Regions from separate parts of the Homo sapiens genome. Here region 2 is linked to region 1. A link is an interaction called in ENCODE POLR2A ChIA-PET data of the cell type or tissue named here. Cell type or tissue: PC-9. All regions are shown on one strand. Each heading gives the region's core, and the rest is flanking DNA. Links, peaks and the distances in the headings are about the cores only. Region 1 has its middle 110 kb from the start of LINC02225. Region 2 has its middle 130 kb from the start of LNCBRM.

Region 1 (8,749 bases), core at 2,797-6,796:
AATACTCTTTAAAGAAAAACACACAAAAACTAACAATCAGTAATATAAAATTTACAATAGCTGACACCCAGTAAAAAATACTAGAGTATGAAGAAGCAGAAAAATCTGGTCCATAACAAGGAGAAAAACTTTTCAAAAGAAACAGACCCAGAAATGACAGAGATTATAAAATTAGCAGGTAAGCACATTTAAAAAGCTATTATACATTACAAACATTAAAATATGTCAAGAAAAACGTGAGCATAATGAAGACAAGTAGGTGAAACGAAAAGAAATAAAACTTTTGGAGATGAAAAAATACACTGAGTTATTTAACAGTAGATTCTATTCTATGAAAGAAAATATTAGAATATTTCAGTAAACTTGAGGACACAATAATAAGATGTATTCAAAATGAAGCACATAGAAAGAAACTACTAAATGAAAAACAAAAAATGATCAGAGATTTCATGACCAGTATGATAATATCAAGTGGCCTAACATAAAAGTAATTTAAGTTTCAGAAAGAGGAAAATTGGGGGGAGGGGGAGATCCAGGTAAGGAGAATGAATACAAATATTTGGAAGAATAATAGCCAAAATGTTCTCAATTTGATGATAACTATAAGCCCATAGATCCAAGGAGCTCAATAAAATCCAAACTGGACAAACACACACACCTGTATACAAATACAAATATACACACACATTTCCAATATGCATCATAATAATATTGCTAAAAAATACAAATAAAAAGAAATTTTTTAAAGTATTCAGAGAAAAAATACACATGGTATCAGAAAACAAAGATATATATCCTATAGATTTATCATCCTAAACTATGCAAATCAAGACAATGGAACAGCATTTTAAACAGCTGCAAGAAAAAAATATGTCAATGTGAAATTCTATATTCAGTGAAAATATCTTTCACAATAAAGGCAAAATAAAAACTTTTTTAGGCAAACCGAAGCTAAGAAAATTTGTCAACAGTAGACCTTTACTACAAAGTGTCTTAAAGGAAGTTCTTCAAGTGAAAGGAAAATGATGCCAGAAAGTAAGTTGGCATCGTTTTCCTTTGCTTGAAGAAATGAAAAAATGCTAAAAATGTAAACATGTAAATATACGATGTTTTTTCCCCTTTATTTAAGTTATTTAAAAGAAAAGTGAACATTTAAGGCAAAATAAATAACAATCATGGAGCATAACACATTCAATGGTAAAACATAATTCAATAAATCAGAGAATTGAAATGAAAGTAAGTCACAATAAATGGTGTGATACTCTATAGATTGTGATCAAAGATGTATATTATAAACCAGAAAGCAACCATAAAAAATAAAATAAAGATACTGTTAATAAGCTAGTAGTGGGATAAAATAAATCATTTAAAAAATGTTCAGTTAATCCAGAAGAAGGCAGTTTAAAAAATTAAAAAAAGAACAGATGGGACACATAGAAAACATGCATAGTAAGATGGCAGACATAAATCCAATCATATCAATAATTGCATTAATGTTGAAAGGTCTAACTTCCAATTAAATAATGAAAATTGTCAAACTGAAAAAAGCAAGACTCAAAATATATGTTGTTTACAAGAAACCCATTTTAGATACAAAGCCAGGAATAACTTAAAAATGAGAGGATGAAAAATACATATATCATGAAATCATCAATATATAGAGAGTTGAAGCAGCTATGTTAATAGCAGAAAAAGAAGCCTTTAGAATAAAGAGTACTTCCAGGTATAAAGAGGGACATTTCATGATAACAGGGTCAATTTATCAAGAATACATAATAATCTTAAATACATATTCAGCAAATAGCAGAGCTTCCAAATACAAGAAAAATTCTCACAGAACTAAAAGGAGAAACAGACAAATGCACAAATACAGCTGGAGATTTTAACACCCCTCTCTCAGTAATTAAAAGAACAAGTAGAAAATCAATACAGATAGAAGAAAATCTCATCCATACTATCAACTCAAACTAATTGGCATTTATAAGAAGACACATTATAGAGTAGTAGAATACACATCTTTTCCTGGTGCATATGGAACATTCACTAAGATTAACTGTATTCTGGGTCATAAAACAATTCTATTCAAAAGAATAGAAATTATACAGAGTATTTTCTCTGACTGCAAGAGAATTTATTAGAAATCAATTACAGAAAGATACTGGAAAATGTCCAGATAGTTGGAAATTAAAGATCACATTTATAAATAACCCTTAGAGTTAGAAATGAAATCTCGAGGGAAATTAGTAAATATTTTAAACTGAAAAACATGATGATTTAGGGGGAGAAATGACTTAAAGTTGTAACTTTTTTCAGGATTCTAGAAATTTGTTGTTTATTATATTGCTATTGTAATCATATTTTTCATTACTATTAATTCCATTGTAATCAGTCCTCCCTAGTTAGAGGCCCTCAGCCCCATCTTCTGGCATCTAAACCAAGTGTGGTGGGACAAGCACCAGATTGGGAATGTATTCTTGACTTTGCCACTGGCCAGTTGGTATGGTCTGATTGTGCCCCCAAAATGTATACATTGAAACTCAGTTGTCAGTGTGATAGTATTAAGACGTAAGGTTTTTAGGAGCTGATTAGGCCATGAGTGCTCCAACCTCATGGCTAGGATGAATACCCCTTATAGAAGAGTCCTTAGAGATCTTCCTGGCGCTTTCATTTCTTCTGCATGTGAGGACACAGCAAGAAAGCAAAAGCCATTACCAGACACTGAATCTTCTAGTATCTTAGACTTCCCAGTCTTTAGAACTGTGAGAAGATTGATTTCTGATCTTTGTAAATTACCCAGTTTGAGGTATTTTATCACAGCAGCACAAACAGACTAAAACAGACTAAAAAGGTACGGTTAGGTAATTTCACCTAACCGTACCTTATTACTTTTCTATGTAACGTGAAGAAGTTGGGTGGAATGTGCTCAACGATAGGTGGCCAACTGGTCACAGATATTCTTAGCACTGAAAGCCCTGTATCCCAGGAATCTGTTCAGTCCTAGAAAACAGATGTTTAGTCTATTTCAGAGAACCTCTCAGCTCTAACACTTCATTATGCAAAACCTTTCACTAATATTTTACATTTAAACATTTTTTCTTTTCCTCTCATCATACTGATTTTGTTCTCTTAGTAGTCTTGAGATAAAGGTCCCTGGACTTTTGACCCGTATAAATGTTGATCCAGTTTCTAAACAACTTCATGCCATTTAACTGACTAAATTCAGGTTAGCCTGGGGCTCCATCTCTATCATTAATTGACTATTTAGAGGACCAAGAGAACTTCAGACTGTTCCTAATTTCTCGGATCCTGTATTGGATGCAAAATATTTCCATGAAACAGATTATTCTATTTTGTCTCTTGGGTTATATATAAGTTACCTCATATATATGGCAGGGTAGCCCAAACTAAAGGCTGTTGGAATCAGTACAACTGATGATTGAGAGCATCAGTCAATTGTATTGCTTTTATTTTCTCAAAGTCTTTGATTCTATCCTTTGAACTCTTTCATAATCTTACCTTGCTATTCCAGTCAGTTGAGGTGGAAAAAAATCAAATTATATCTTGGGAAACCATCTTTTACAGGGAATCATACAAAAAGTAATGTTTTCCAATTACATAATGTGCATAATTATATAATTAAATGTGATACTAACCATTCCTGTCACCCATTGCAAACATACAAGGGGAGGGAGAGGATGACTCTTGTATTGCCTCGAAAGAATTGCCCAGATGACAAGATCTATGGGTTTTGCATTTGATAGCATGAGGTTGGCATGTTACCATGAATTAATTATGTAATAAGCAAACCATTGTAGTTTGTTAGAAGACAATACATTTCTCTTTCAAACATGATACTTCAAAAGGATTAAATAACTATATCTACATAATATATTATAAATCACCTAATGTACATTCCCCACAATTTTTAAAGTTAGAAGGAAAAAAATGAAATAAGTGTCATGGAAGAATATGCAGTGATGATGTATCTTTCTACTTATTACAATTACATTAAGTGGACTTTACTTGTCTCTTTTTCGGATAAAATCTGTGATGTGCTAAAGTCATCAATTAAAACAAAAAAGAAACTACAGTGCTTCCTCTAAAAGCCCCCAATGCAGCAAAGCTTTGGTATGTCGATAATGGAGTTAGAAAAACCTCTGAATATTGTATTATTATATGCATTGGTCCCAAAATAGTGCTAATTTTTATTCTGCAAGGGTACAACTCCTCCAGTTTTTATTTGCAGCTTCCTCTGAACCTAAGACTCAGACATAAATCCATGGAAACTGAGTTGATGACATTTAGAGTGACAGCTCATATGGTATTCATAATTACTACCCTATTTCTAGAGAAAGTCATGTGCACCAGATATCATATTGGTCCTTTATATAAATGCAGTCCTCCTGGCCCTTCCCTCCAATCTACCACATATGCTCAGGCAAGTCTACAGCCCAAAGAACATAGATCAGACTAAATATAAGCCATTTGGCAAGAGAAGGGTCTACCCTCCTCCTGATTTCTAGCACTGGAACACTGTGATTTCCACCTTCAGCTTCAGGATGTCTCTTTTAAAACTATTCCTGTTTCATAATTAGGGGACTTTGTGCAGTACCTTCAAGGATTGCATACAAAGATTTGACACTAGCCTCTCTCTGGCCTTTGTGCTGTAGCATTAAAGAGAGTTTCGGCCACGTCTCGTAGTCAAGTCCCCGCATTTTTACTGAGATCAGGAAGCTGGACCTTGATTCCTGTCTCAATAACCTGTATGGGGTCCTAGCACCCCCCAGGAACTGTCTTCAAGCACCTCTTTTCACCTTTGTGAACTCATCCAGTAAAGGAGCCTGACCATTCCCAGAATGACCTTGCTCATCACCTATGAAGTTCTGGGCTTTTCTTCTGACCTCGTCCTTCATGAAAGAGCAGGAAACCAAGTTGGATACTATTCTGCACAGCTGTGAAATCCAGGGAATGAAGCACAAACTTGACTCAGTGGACAGTGAGAAGCCAAGCTAATTGCTTAAGAAGGAATGCAACACAACGAAAGTGACATTCAGGAAAACAAGTCTGGCAAGAGTAAGAGAAATGACTAAATACAGATAAATCTGCCTTCTGTGCAACGCTTTAGGCATACTACCCTTGCCTTATCATGGATACCAGTTCATATTGCCCCACCTCTCTTACCCTGAAAGTCAATCATAAATAAGGGATTTTTTTGAGAGGGGGGGCACAATTATTCCTATTCTCTATAGATTTTTTCTTTTGCTTTATATTATTTATATCTTTTTAAAAAATCTGCTGCTTTTATGCCTAGAATAATAAAACTGTGATGATACTGTAATAAGGTACACAGAAAATGTCCAGAGTAAAAGTGAAACCAACGCGGGCATTCTCAAACATAAAAGAATTCTTATAAGTGCCTCTCCAAATGTTTGAGTTCCAAAACAATTCACATGGGTTTTGTAGGATGTTTTCCATTTCTTACTTAATCCCAAGTGGGCTTTAAAGAAAAGAACATTTAAGCATTTCTTGTCCCTTCACACTGGAATCAGCCAAATGTGATGTGGAAAGAGCTACTTGATATCCAAAAAACCCTTTCTACTTTTTAATGAGTTTTTTTGGGGGGGGTTTCCTCCTTAAAAAGGGCAATAAGAATTCTAATGCAAACCAACTCAGAATTCTCCAAGTATAACTAGCAACTTAAGCCACAAATATTCAACTCAGTGTGTTTTCTTTGTTTTCTAGTAATGTGTCCCTCTCCCTTGTCCATTCTAAGAGACATTTCATATCCGTGGTATAATTCTCACCCTTAAATATAGGTGTCCATTTTCATGGCTACAGCAGCGATCAGCTAAGCCAAAGCACAATAGGCTTTCAACAGATATTGTTAACAAATCGATGTGGGTGTAGATTTTACCCAAGTTCCAGAATGAAAGCAACAGCCACCGGGGCACCCAGGGTGAAGGGAAGATTGAAATTCATTGAAGAAAGGCCAATTTAAAAAAAAAAAAAGACTGACTTAATGTGTAACAGATAATGTTTTAAGGATCTGTAGAAATCCGACAGAGAAATGAGTTTAAGAAAGGGAGTTTAACAGCTATGCAACATTCTCAGGTGCGTTTCTCTGCCTCTTCCATGCAAGAAGTCTTCAGAATGCTAGGCTATGTGCAAAGTGCTATCTTGGACACTGGGAGGGAGGAAAGGCCATGTACCAAATCATATAGTACAGATGTTCTTTTCTTAAAAGGCTTATGAACATCATAGTAAAAACAAACAGACCTTTTTAGAAGCAAGTAATGGAATTTGAAAACGTGGATTTGAGAACCAGCCCTTATAAACTTACTAGCTGAGTAAGCAGAGTAATTCATTGAACTGCTCAGAAACTCAAGTTGCTTCATTTAGTTAAAATGGATAGTAATATCTGCTTCACAGGGCAGTCTAAGAATGTGTCATTCTAGAGATTGTCATCAATCCCTTTCATACATGTGCCTCTTTTCTCCATTTGGAAAATAGAACATCAAATGGAATATCCAATAGAATATCTGACACAATATTCTTTCCCTAGCATGTTTATTAGTAATGACTAAGTTGACCTAAAAAAACTGACTTAGAAATTATTATATGTGAAACAATTTTTAAAAGAAAGTCATTGTATTACTGAAAGAAATCTGGATACTGGGTGAAAAAAATGCAGTGAAGTCCTGCAGGGAGGCAGGGACAAGACAGAGAAAGTCCAGGTGGGTTTAGTGAAAGCCAGCCTGGCTCCGGGATGCGCAATTACCCTGGAAGGGCTGTTCCAGAGTGGTCATAAACCTACAAATGTCCCTACCTACATCATCCAGATACAGGCTAGGTATATCACCAAGCCTGGTGTACCTGCCTCACTAGACCTGGACTTTTGAATGTTTCTTGGACTAGGGGTTCTCCAAATTGCAAGACAACTTATCCTTCCCAAGACTTCTCTGGGCCAAACTAACACCTTAAACTTCTAGAAAAACAATTCAGTCATTGAGAATGTAGAGTCAGAATCCTTGTAGAAAATAGACGTTCCACTCAAAATGGATAATATAAAGAGAGTTTAATAAAAATAATATATTTTTTAAAGTATGGATCCACTGTAGGGAAACCACAGTGAAGCCAGAGGAGGGAAATAATTGTTGACCTTTAGCCTAAAGGTTTGACGCAGCCCTAAGAGTCCCAGAGGCAAAGAAATCTGTGTGGATAAAGTCTCTTTAAAGGAAGAGCCAGCCTGTAGTAACATCTCCTATTACAGAGAGAGAACCCCGCAGGGGACTAAATACCACCACTCACCCTATCCAACTCTCCTCTTCCATCATATCGCCTGTCATTGCTAAACCCAACTGAAAGCTGGAGGACAAGGGAATCCCTTGGTATAATCTATAGAGGCCAGGGCACAAAATAACATGGACAATGCACCCAGAGGTCAAAGAGAAGATATCCAGCACAGAGGGATTTGTTATGTGCTTACGGTTATGGTTTGAACTATATCCCTTCAAAAAGATACACTGAAGTCTTACTCCCCAGTACCTCAAGATGTGACCTTATTTGGAAATAGGGTCTTTACAGAAGTAATCATGTTAAAATGAGGTCATTATGGCAGGTCCTATCCAATGTGACTGTGTTTTTATAGAAAGTGGAAATTTTGACACAGAGACAGACATGCACAGAGGGAAGACCGTGTGAAGACACACAGGGAGAAGATGATAATAGGACTGGAGTGAGGCATTTGCAGGCCAGGGGATGCCAGGATTGCTGGCAAACACCAAGAGGCAGAAGAAGCCAGGAAGGATTCTCCCTAGAGCTATCAGAGAGACCTTGGCCCTCTTTGCACCTCGATTTCAGACTTCCAGCCTCTAGAACTATAAGAAAATGAATTATCTGTTGTTTTAAGCCATTTGGGTTTTGGTACACTGTTAAGGCAGTCTTAAGAGGCCAACACACTTGCTAAGATGCAACTGCCCTGACTGAGCAGCCTTAATTTCTCAGAGTGGGTTCTGGCTTCAAAATGGACCTTAGAGAAAATGATGTCCAAACCTTTTACTTTACAAATAAGAGAAATAAGACATAAGAGAGGCTTGCTTACAGTCACTCAACTGGTAACCAAGATCAAACCACTGAATCCCCAGAAAGCTTTCTGTCAGCTCTACATCGGCAAGAAGTCAGGGACACGATTCTCAACCTAGCAAAGCACATTGCACAACACTTTGCCACCCACCTAGCATATTATCCACGTTACAGGATTCTCCAGAATAGATGACGAGTGCCATCCTTTGCTGAACTCTCACATCTCTGTAGTACTAGCAGCTTTTAGAGGGGGCTCTCAGCTAACGGAAACAGCTCAGAAATAAAAATTTGTCTCTGTTCTTTCTTAGTGCTAAAGAAAATGTCGAATAACCCTGAGAAAGACCACCACTAACTCTCTAGGACAAAATGTTTTACTTCCTTGTGAATTGGCCATAAAAAGAGTTACCCAAACAATGCTCATTGATTGAAGATTGACTGCCCCACATATCTTGAAGAAATGATAAGAAACTACACAGTCAGCAGTTAAAAGTGTTAGAGAGAATGAGAGAGAGGGTAGACAAGTGCCACCCAGAAGTAAATAGATTTCCTATAGCACTGTGATCTTTCTTATCTAGAGGAAGGTTTTGTTTTTTTGTCAATCAATCCCAGCAGATCTTCTGAGGGCTGACCACACCCTGGACTGGGGAATGCTCGGGAAGGAATAGGG
Region 2 (8,749 bases), core at 3,141-7,140, 85 kb after region 1:
AAACAGGAAATAAGGAAATGGCAAAGAAGACATTTCTACTTTTAGTTTCAACTATTTTTTGTACCACATAACAAAATTAATATATAAACCTAATAAGATCCAACAAAGAGAGCGATTAAAATATCATGAAGAGGACTACTTGAAATATGGACTTATTTCCATTATTGTTAATGAGATTTTATTTTACAAAGAGGCAAGTGTTTCATATTAGTTGATCTTTTTTGTAATGACAATTTGCTGATGATAATATAACTACAGAGATAAGAAATAAAAACTTCAGTGGTTAAAAGTGGCTTCTAAATAATGAGTAAGAAATTAGCTGCTTTCTCAGCCAACAAACATGAAAAAATGCTAATCATCAGTAAATCATCAGAGAAATGCAAATCAAAACCACAGTGAGATACTATCTCACACCAGTCAGAATGACTACTATTAAAAAGTCAAAAAAACAACAGATGTTGGGTAGGCTGTGGAGAAAAGGGAATACTTACATGTTATTGGTAGGAATGTAAATCAGTTCTGCCGCTGTGAAAAGCCCTTTGGAGATTTCTCAAATAACTTAAAGCAGAACTACCATTCAACCCATCAATCCCATTCCTGGGTATATATCCAAAAGAAAGCAAATAGTGCTACCTAAAAGACACATGCACTCTTATGTTCACCACAATACTATTCACAATGGCAAAGTCATGGAATCACCCTAGGTGCCCGTCAACAGTGGATTGGATAAAGAAAATGTGGTAATATACCACATAGAATACTATGCAGCCATAAAAAAGAATGAAATCATGTCCTTTGCAGCAACGTGGATGCAACCAGAGGCTGTTATCCTAAGCAAATTAACACAGGAACAGAATAACACAGGAACAGAAAACCAAATACCACATGTTCTCACTTACAAAGTGGGAGCTAAACATCAGGTATTCATGGATATAAACATGGGAACAATAGACACTGGGAACTACTAGAGGAGAGAGGGAGGGTGGAAGGGGGACAAGCACTGAAAAACTAACTGTTTGGTGCTATGCTCAGTACCTGGCTGACAGGATCATTTGTGCCTCAAACCTCAGCATCACACAATATACTCAGGTAGCAAACCTGCACATGTACCCCCAAATCTAAAATAGAAGTTGAAAGAAAAAGAAAAAGAAAAATGAATCAGCTGTTTTCAAAGGAAATATATGCTATGGTGAAAGCATATTGAAACTGAAATTTAGAAATTATTATATAATTATGTGTGAAATCACTATATGATTTTGGTGCCCAAAATATTGTAAGTATATCACTTACACACACTTTTACATCTGCACTCTAAAAATAATTGAAAATATAATTTTAATGTGTTTAAAGTCTTCGAAATAAATGTGTTCGTATGTTTTATGTGAATACATATATATAGAATATATGTATACATATGGAATATGACATAGAGCGCACAATTTGTTGACAATTTTGTTAACATTGGGGACAAAGTAAACTTACAAACTGAACTTTAACAAATAACTTTGTAATTGGTGGATAGGATTGAAAAATTTGAACAATAGATTATTAAGTGTATCATTAAAGATTTTGCTTAGTTCTTCATATATTTTTCATGTGAACACCACTAGAACCAAGTATTAAATTAAAGGAACCCATGGCCAGACCTTGGAATTATGATACTACTATGTGATTCATAAATGTAAACCAAAATTTAAAAGCTTTTAATTAGGTTAATTCCATTCATAATCAAGATTTTCAGCAGGAGAAATTATATAACCAAAGATGTAAATAAAAACCCTCTACTTTTACATTAGAATTAGAAATAACATGTATTTACAAGTTACTTTTTTCTTTCATACACACACATACACTCACACACTTATAGCTTCTCCCAGTAAAAAAATCCCAGAAGAATTAATAATCCAGTAGCAGTAAACACCCTTACTGCACAGCTTGTGATTTCTAAATACAGTTGCCCACTAAAAAGGATCAATGATCCTTGGAAAAATGCTGCTTGAAGGTCTGGAGCAGAATATATACAAGATGAACTTGGCCACCTTGTTGATGTTGGGTGCTATGTTTGGAGACAACAGTAAAAAAGGTAGTAAAGACTAATGAGTTTTAATAAAAAGACTTAGTAGCCAAATTGGAGAGGCTGCTTCACCAGCAATGTGATAATTTTGAGCACCAAATATAATAACAACTAAAGTTTATTAAAACATAAAATATATAAAAATCCATGAATTTATACTTCATCATGATATTAAATAATTTTTTTAAAAACCTCAATTTTCTGAAAAAATGACAAAGGGAAATTATCAAACAATGTTCTATCTTTCTTATATGAACCATATTTTGGGATGACCAGTAGTTGACAAATGATTCTTTTTATAGAAGATTTCTAGTTTGTAAATTCAGAAGGAGGAATAGAATTTTTTTAAGTTACAATTTACAATCCCCCCACCCCCAAAATAATGTATCTAAGCAATGGACATCAATGGATACTAAAATCATTAGGTAAAATAGTTCTTTATAACAGATGAATAGAATAAGGTTTCAAATACATAAGCCTACTGATAAATCTTAAAATCTAAAATGACCATTAAAAGTGGGTCAATAGATATGTATCTTCTGGTATATTCCAATAGTAAAAGACACAACTTCTAGATCTAACTATTGGTTTATAGCAAATAAGGAGCTAGAGAAACAAATTAAGCAAAACATAAAGAAGCAATAATTCATATCCAAACATGAGATATTCTATAGAAAATATGACCTGGTTTCTACAACAAATGAAATATATATATATTTAAGATAAAGCTTTTGTAAATTAAAAGAGACAGGACACAACAACTAAACACTAAGTGGATCTTGCTTGGATCTTGGTTTGGACATATACCAACTCTAAAAAATGTTTTGAGACAATTAGGGAAATTTGAATATGGACTGGTATTCGATATTAAGAAATTATTGCTAATTTTAGGTGTGATATAACATTGTGTTTATTTTTAAAATTTATTACAAATTAAAGATACATCTTGAAATATTTATAGGTAAAATGATGTCTAGAGTTTGCTCTATAATACTCTAGACCCCCTACAAAATATCAAGTAGTAAGGATGGGTAAATGAACAAGATTGACAAAATGTTATAGATTTTTAAAGTTGGATGATGATTCCATGGAGGGTAATTATAGTATTACCTCTATTTATTTTTATCTTTGAAAATTCTATTATAAAAATTTAAACTGCAATGCTTTTACTAAAAATATTAATATTATTCTTACTATTATTATTTTAGTGGGAGGGAAATGTTTGCTTTAGAATTGTAAAAGTATTATTTAATGTTTTAATTTCTTCCTTAACTCAAATTTTTGTATGTTATTTAATCAGGAATAAGTAGAATACAAATGTAAGTGATTTAAAATAAATAAATACCTTTGGTGCAGGCTCAAAACATTTTTACTACTATAGGAAATACTAATGATGAAAGTTTGGGGACCACTTCTTTAAAGATGACAGTATTGTATGTAGATCTCTATCCTATTTCTTTAAACATTCCTTCTTTATTGCTTTTCTGACTTTTCTTGCTTCTTCTGCCCCATAATTCTGGCCATTGCCTTGCCCTGTGCCTCTCTCTCTGCCCCCTTCTATGTTGCTTGAATGTGGGTCTCTCTCCCTCTCTCGGCCTCTCTGCTTCTCATCATCCTTTCTCTGGTTGCTATTTTCTCTTTGGAGTTCCTCCCAATTGATAAGCCCAGTCCCATTTTCACTACATCCTAGAATCCAATTCCAATCTTTTACCTACAACTTAGTAGGAATATATCCTGACGCCAAGAATGTAAAACTCTGAGTCAACCATCTCCAAGCACACTTCATCCTCCCAATCATATCCTATGGATTTTTATTTTTCATTTTAAATGTCTTTATACCCTCTCACCTCTGTCTTCATTCTCACTGCCTCAATTTAAATCCAAGTTTTCATATTGTTCCCTCAAATAGCACCGCTGAAAATTGCCTCCTAACAAGACTTTCTTATGCCATTCTCTCATATCACAGCAGCACTAATATTTGCGAAACACCCCTTTTATCAGGTCACAACTTTCAAGGGCTGCTATTTCCTACCACACCACATCACAAGTCTTTTGCCTGGTTTCCAAATCTGTTTGTCATATAATGACGCCTCCCTACCAGCCCAATTACAACCTCATCCTTCTATCCAGGGCATTTTCCATTGGACTCACTCCCATCTCTGTGCCTTTGTTTCTCTTATTCTCCTCACCTGCAATATTCTTCTCTTTCCTCACCATCTATTCTTCAACCCCTCCCCTTCATTACAGGTCCATGTTTCCTTCCTGCATGAAGCCTTCTTTGAATTACATTTGCTCCCAGTTATCTACCCCTCTCTAAAATCCTAAAGCATTTACTCTTTGTGCAACCAATTTCAGGCTGAATTATAAATAAAACTATAACTTATATAAATCTTTAATCTTATCTTTTTTTATTGTCAATCCCAAATCTGCAATATTACATGAGTACCCAGGTTGGGAAGCATACGAGAGACGTAAAGAAAAGCTTTGTCAAGGGAAGTTACCGAGCATCAGCGACTGACTGAATTCTTTTAAAGTTTTTAATACCCTTTCAATCGCAAGCAAAATAAATCTAACTCAAACTGGCTTTTGGAAAAAATGGTAAAACATTTCTGTCACTGGGGAATCCAAAGGTGCATGTAGATGTAGGAGCTCTGCCCTCAAGACTTTCTTTCTCTCAATTTCATGCTTATCCCCATGTCTTGGCTTCATTTTCATATAGCCTTTCCCTATATAGCAGGAAAGATAATTACTCGCAGCACAAATCTGTCATCGGACTCACGATTCAAACGGAAGTAAGATCTCATCTAGTGCCCACACATCAAGAAGACTTTATTGTCTATGCTTGGTCACAAACCAACTCCTAGACCCACCACCATGGAAATGTGCAGGAGCTCCGTAATTGTCTAGCTGGATCATGTGCCCACACAATAGATATTTAGAGTACAGTGTTGTTGAAAGAGGGGGAAGCCTTTGTTGTCTTAAATCATATAGGCACCTTTTAATTGCATCTGTTTGTAGAACTGGCCACTTTCAATTTATATAATAACTATATGATAATTTACAAATTAGCTTCTGTGTGGGATGTCACTGTGGTCTCTGTTCTCTATTTTTATACCATTTTTCATATATTACAGTAAGGAAAAAAAGGAGTCAAGAATAAATCTAGGCTGATACATGAGCCAGCTGGCTTTTGCCATTGGGTTATTGTAATCATGAGGGTAAATGGGAAGTGCAGATGAGAGCATTATCCTGTCACTACTTGAACAGCCTCTTCACCTGGAGTATTTGCATTCCATTCAGATGTGTCATTATTCTCAGGAATGTGAAGGGCATCACTCACCCTTCCCTGCTGGTGCCTTGTATACCCATTTTCCTTAGATCCATGGAAGGTCAGGCCTGTTTTTATTCCCTTAGATTTAAATCTCCCCTTAGCTTACTCAGTGCCTTTTACTTAGGAAGCTGAAAAAGAAATACACTAAGGACCTATGAAGTATGAATATTCAAGCACTACAATATAAACAGAAAGTAAAAATAGCAATTTGAAATTATAGGAAGTATGAATTTCAAAATTATAATTTTAGCTTTTTTTCTCTGTTACGAGGAATAGACCTCGATTTCCTCCTGTAATAAGTTAATATAGCCATTTTTGCTAAATGTTTTAATTTTTTTTAAACTTAATATGTATAATTTAAAATACACTAGAAATGCTTGAACACAATTAGAACCTGGGACAAATTTTATGATATTTTATATCCCTTTCAAAAGTTAATACAATAATTTGGGTTTAGTGCTTATGTTTTTCTTGATTTAGTATACAAATGAGGACTGCCTTAGCATTGAGCCTCTGATTGAGGCTGATAAGTAGAACACAAAAATATTTTTCCCCAAAAGTATACTTGTACAATTCCTGAGGAATTTTCCCTAATAAAAACCATGAAAAATAGGTCATTCTATCCTGCCAAAGCTTAAAGTCGCAGTTTCTAGGGCCTAGTTCATTCTCTTAACAAAAATCAGGGTTTCTCTTTCACAAGCTGACGTATTTTCTATTTACAGTCTGTTCTTTAGAAACATTTCCACATGAAAATATCAGAATCCAATTGGACTTCCTGTTAAAATGCAAGTATTATTCATGGCCCTCTGAAATTACTTCTTCCCCTGTTCTTATGACACCTCTAAGATTCAGTGAGTCTTAGGTTTTATTCATCTAAACTTAATTTTCCATTCATTGAATTAAGAAGTCCTCTAGACCATGAGGGGGTCTATGAGTTTTACTAATGTCTACACACTTGTTCCCATTGGCATGACTCAGTACAAGAAAACGAGGGCATAGTGGAGAATTTGAGGTTTCATGGGTCATCAGGGACCAACATCACTATCCCTTGACCTTGTGACTGTAGGGAATGAAGTCCTATTTGCCACACTAAGGGGGCATCTGCCTTATGGTACTCTGCTTCCTTTCTGTGTTAAGATTAGGTTAAAGGTTAAAATCTTAATTAGAGATGTTGCCCTTGAATCTTGGAAAGGATGTGGCCAATGGTATATATGGAAGGAAGATACAAAGTTTGGCTCTTTCAGTCAAAATGATAATACGGCATGAGTCTTAATATTGGTAAGACTCTCTCTTACCAATAAAAGTGAATGAATTACTTATTAAAATAGTACAGTGAGAAATGGATACCTTACTCATTATACAGAGTTTAGCATGATATTCTATCAGTAAATAGTGCACAAACAATGGATTCAGTTTTATCTTCAAAGCTTTAAAGGGTTAAGGAAATCATGTTAACATAAAGATCCCTGGCCTGGCCTTCTACTCCAAGCAGTAGTGGAACTCCATCCTGTTATTTAAAAAAGACAGAAAAAAAAGTTGACTCTGGCTTCTGTATTCAATCCAAACACACTCACTCTGTCTCATGGCTGGCAAGTCACTTGACTCCATCCTCTCCAAAGAAAAAAAGAAAAAAAAAAAAACTAAACTCAAGTAAAAGTTAACTGGATAAAAAGTTTTTAAGAGATAAATTTCTAGGGCTAACAAATGAATAGCCCTGGACAGTAGAAAACTGTTATTTAGACTTTAGCCATCTGGCATGTAGCCTTTCAGATTCATTTTCTCCCTTTTCTATGGCGTGTCCAGCCAGCTTCGGGCTGAACTGTTTGAAGGATGTTATCTTGCCTCCCCAGCACTATGACTTCTTATCTAATTTCTGCTCCTCTGTATACCAATGTGCCAAGTCTCTGTCATATAGGCTCGTTCTCCTCCAAGCAAAGCCAACCGTTGTCTGCTAGGCATTTTGTTAACACATTACATACACATAATAAGATGTTGTTCACTCTACACAGATGTATAAAGCTAAAAAACTAGCACTATCATTACATATTCCAGTTTAGCTATTTTAAGGCCACTACACTCCCATATTACAAAGCCATGCTATTTATACAATCATGCATATGGAAGACTCATCCCTCCTGTGAAATTTCAGCCCAGTGTGCATAGAAGACAAAATTACAGGCCCCAAACTTGAATATACACTCATCCTGGCTTGCTTATCTTCCTTGGATGCAAGCCAAGTTGATTAATAATTTTTAAGTAAAAAAGAAAACAATTTTAATTTGATAAAAAGAATACAAAAAAACAGCACAAACAAGAAAAATAGCCAATCTCAACCCAGAAGGGGAAGCTCCAGGGACAAAGCAACTGGGAAAGTGAACAAAAGGCTGGGGTGCTGACCTTAACTTGCCTGTGTAAGGGGCCTGCTCCTCAGCTGTGCCTCATTATTCACAAAAACACAACAGAACAGACAGAAACTACAGCTCGAGAAAATGATATCCTTTAAAACTATCCTACAGCTTTCTGTAACAAAATGATGAAGAAAATGCATTTACTTGACTTTCTAAATTATAGGAAGAATATGTTTTTCCAAATAAATTTGTTATATCATCTTTCTCCCAACAGTTTGAGGCACTGGAATAGCTAAAGTGGTTCACTTTCTGTTGCCCAGTAGTGATAGACATAACAGTGCTTTCACCTCCTACCTCTCCAGAGAGTGCAAGACAAAGGGACTGTGAGTAATATTATCCCAATTAGCAAAGACAGAGGGCAGTCTGCAGAGTAAGGTTCCTGGTTTATATTTATTTCACCTTAGGACTCCAGAGGGAATGGTCCATCTTTAAAGTGTGCCTTTGGCTGAGATACCAGGGACAAGGAGGTGGGAAGGCTGTCTGATTAGGAGTCCAGAAGATCCTACCTATCAGATGCATGGCCCTCAGAAGGACAGAGAAGGGAAAGGCTACAAAGCAATCTGGTTCTAGATTTTGTATATGACCTAATCCCTAGTCTCCAGAGTACAGGCCTTCACTGCCAAAAACAAAAGTAAAAATCTCCACCACCTGTCTCCTAAACAAGATAAAATTTATTACTTTTAACTGAATAGACACACACGAATGGGTGTCAGCTGTGACAGGCCCCAGGGGTAGTGGTCTTGACAGGTAGATGGAGCCTCCCTTCCTCTGACTTCTTGCCATTGGCACACAGTCGCCGACCGCCTATTCTTGCCCCATTCCTCACCCTGGGATTTACAGGGGCTGGTGTTGTGATAATGAGGACACAGACAAAACTATAGGCCAGGACCCAGGAACTACACAGGTTTCTGAGTTTGGGGAGGCACTTTCATGGCT

Evidence for each region. ChIA-PET counts read pairs that join two places held together with the same protein. Peaks named below come from ENCODE experiments on the same cell type or tissue, not always from the same donor. Only the 100,000 strongest peaks of a DNase experiment are listed, where the experiment ranks them.
Region 2: POLR2A ChIA-PET joins it to region 1 with 14 read pairs; 3 of 35 experiments call an interaction of 5 or more read pairs at or near these places.

The regions. Positions count from the first base shown.
Region 1 is chr5:57,780,601-57,789,349 of GRCh38, reverse strand. No RefSeq gene overlaps it. Among named protein-coding and RNA genes, the nearest start is that of LINC02225, 110 kb to the left of the region's middle. In PC-9, for the core only: no CTCF peak of the experiment used is centred there; a DNase peak (open chromatin) is centred at 5,069; H3K27ac peaks cover 1,362 bases.
Region 2 is chr5:57,695,612-57,704,360 of GRCh38, reverse strand. No RefSeq gene overlaps it. Among named protein-coding and RNA genes, the nearest start is that of LNCBRM, 130 kb to the right of the region's middle. RefSeq lists an enhancer at 5,087-5,591. In PC-9, for the core only: no CTCF peak of the experiment used is centred there; a DNase peak (open chromatin) is centred at 5,380; H3K4me3 peaks cover 376 bases.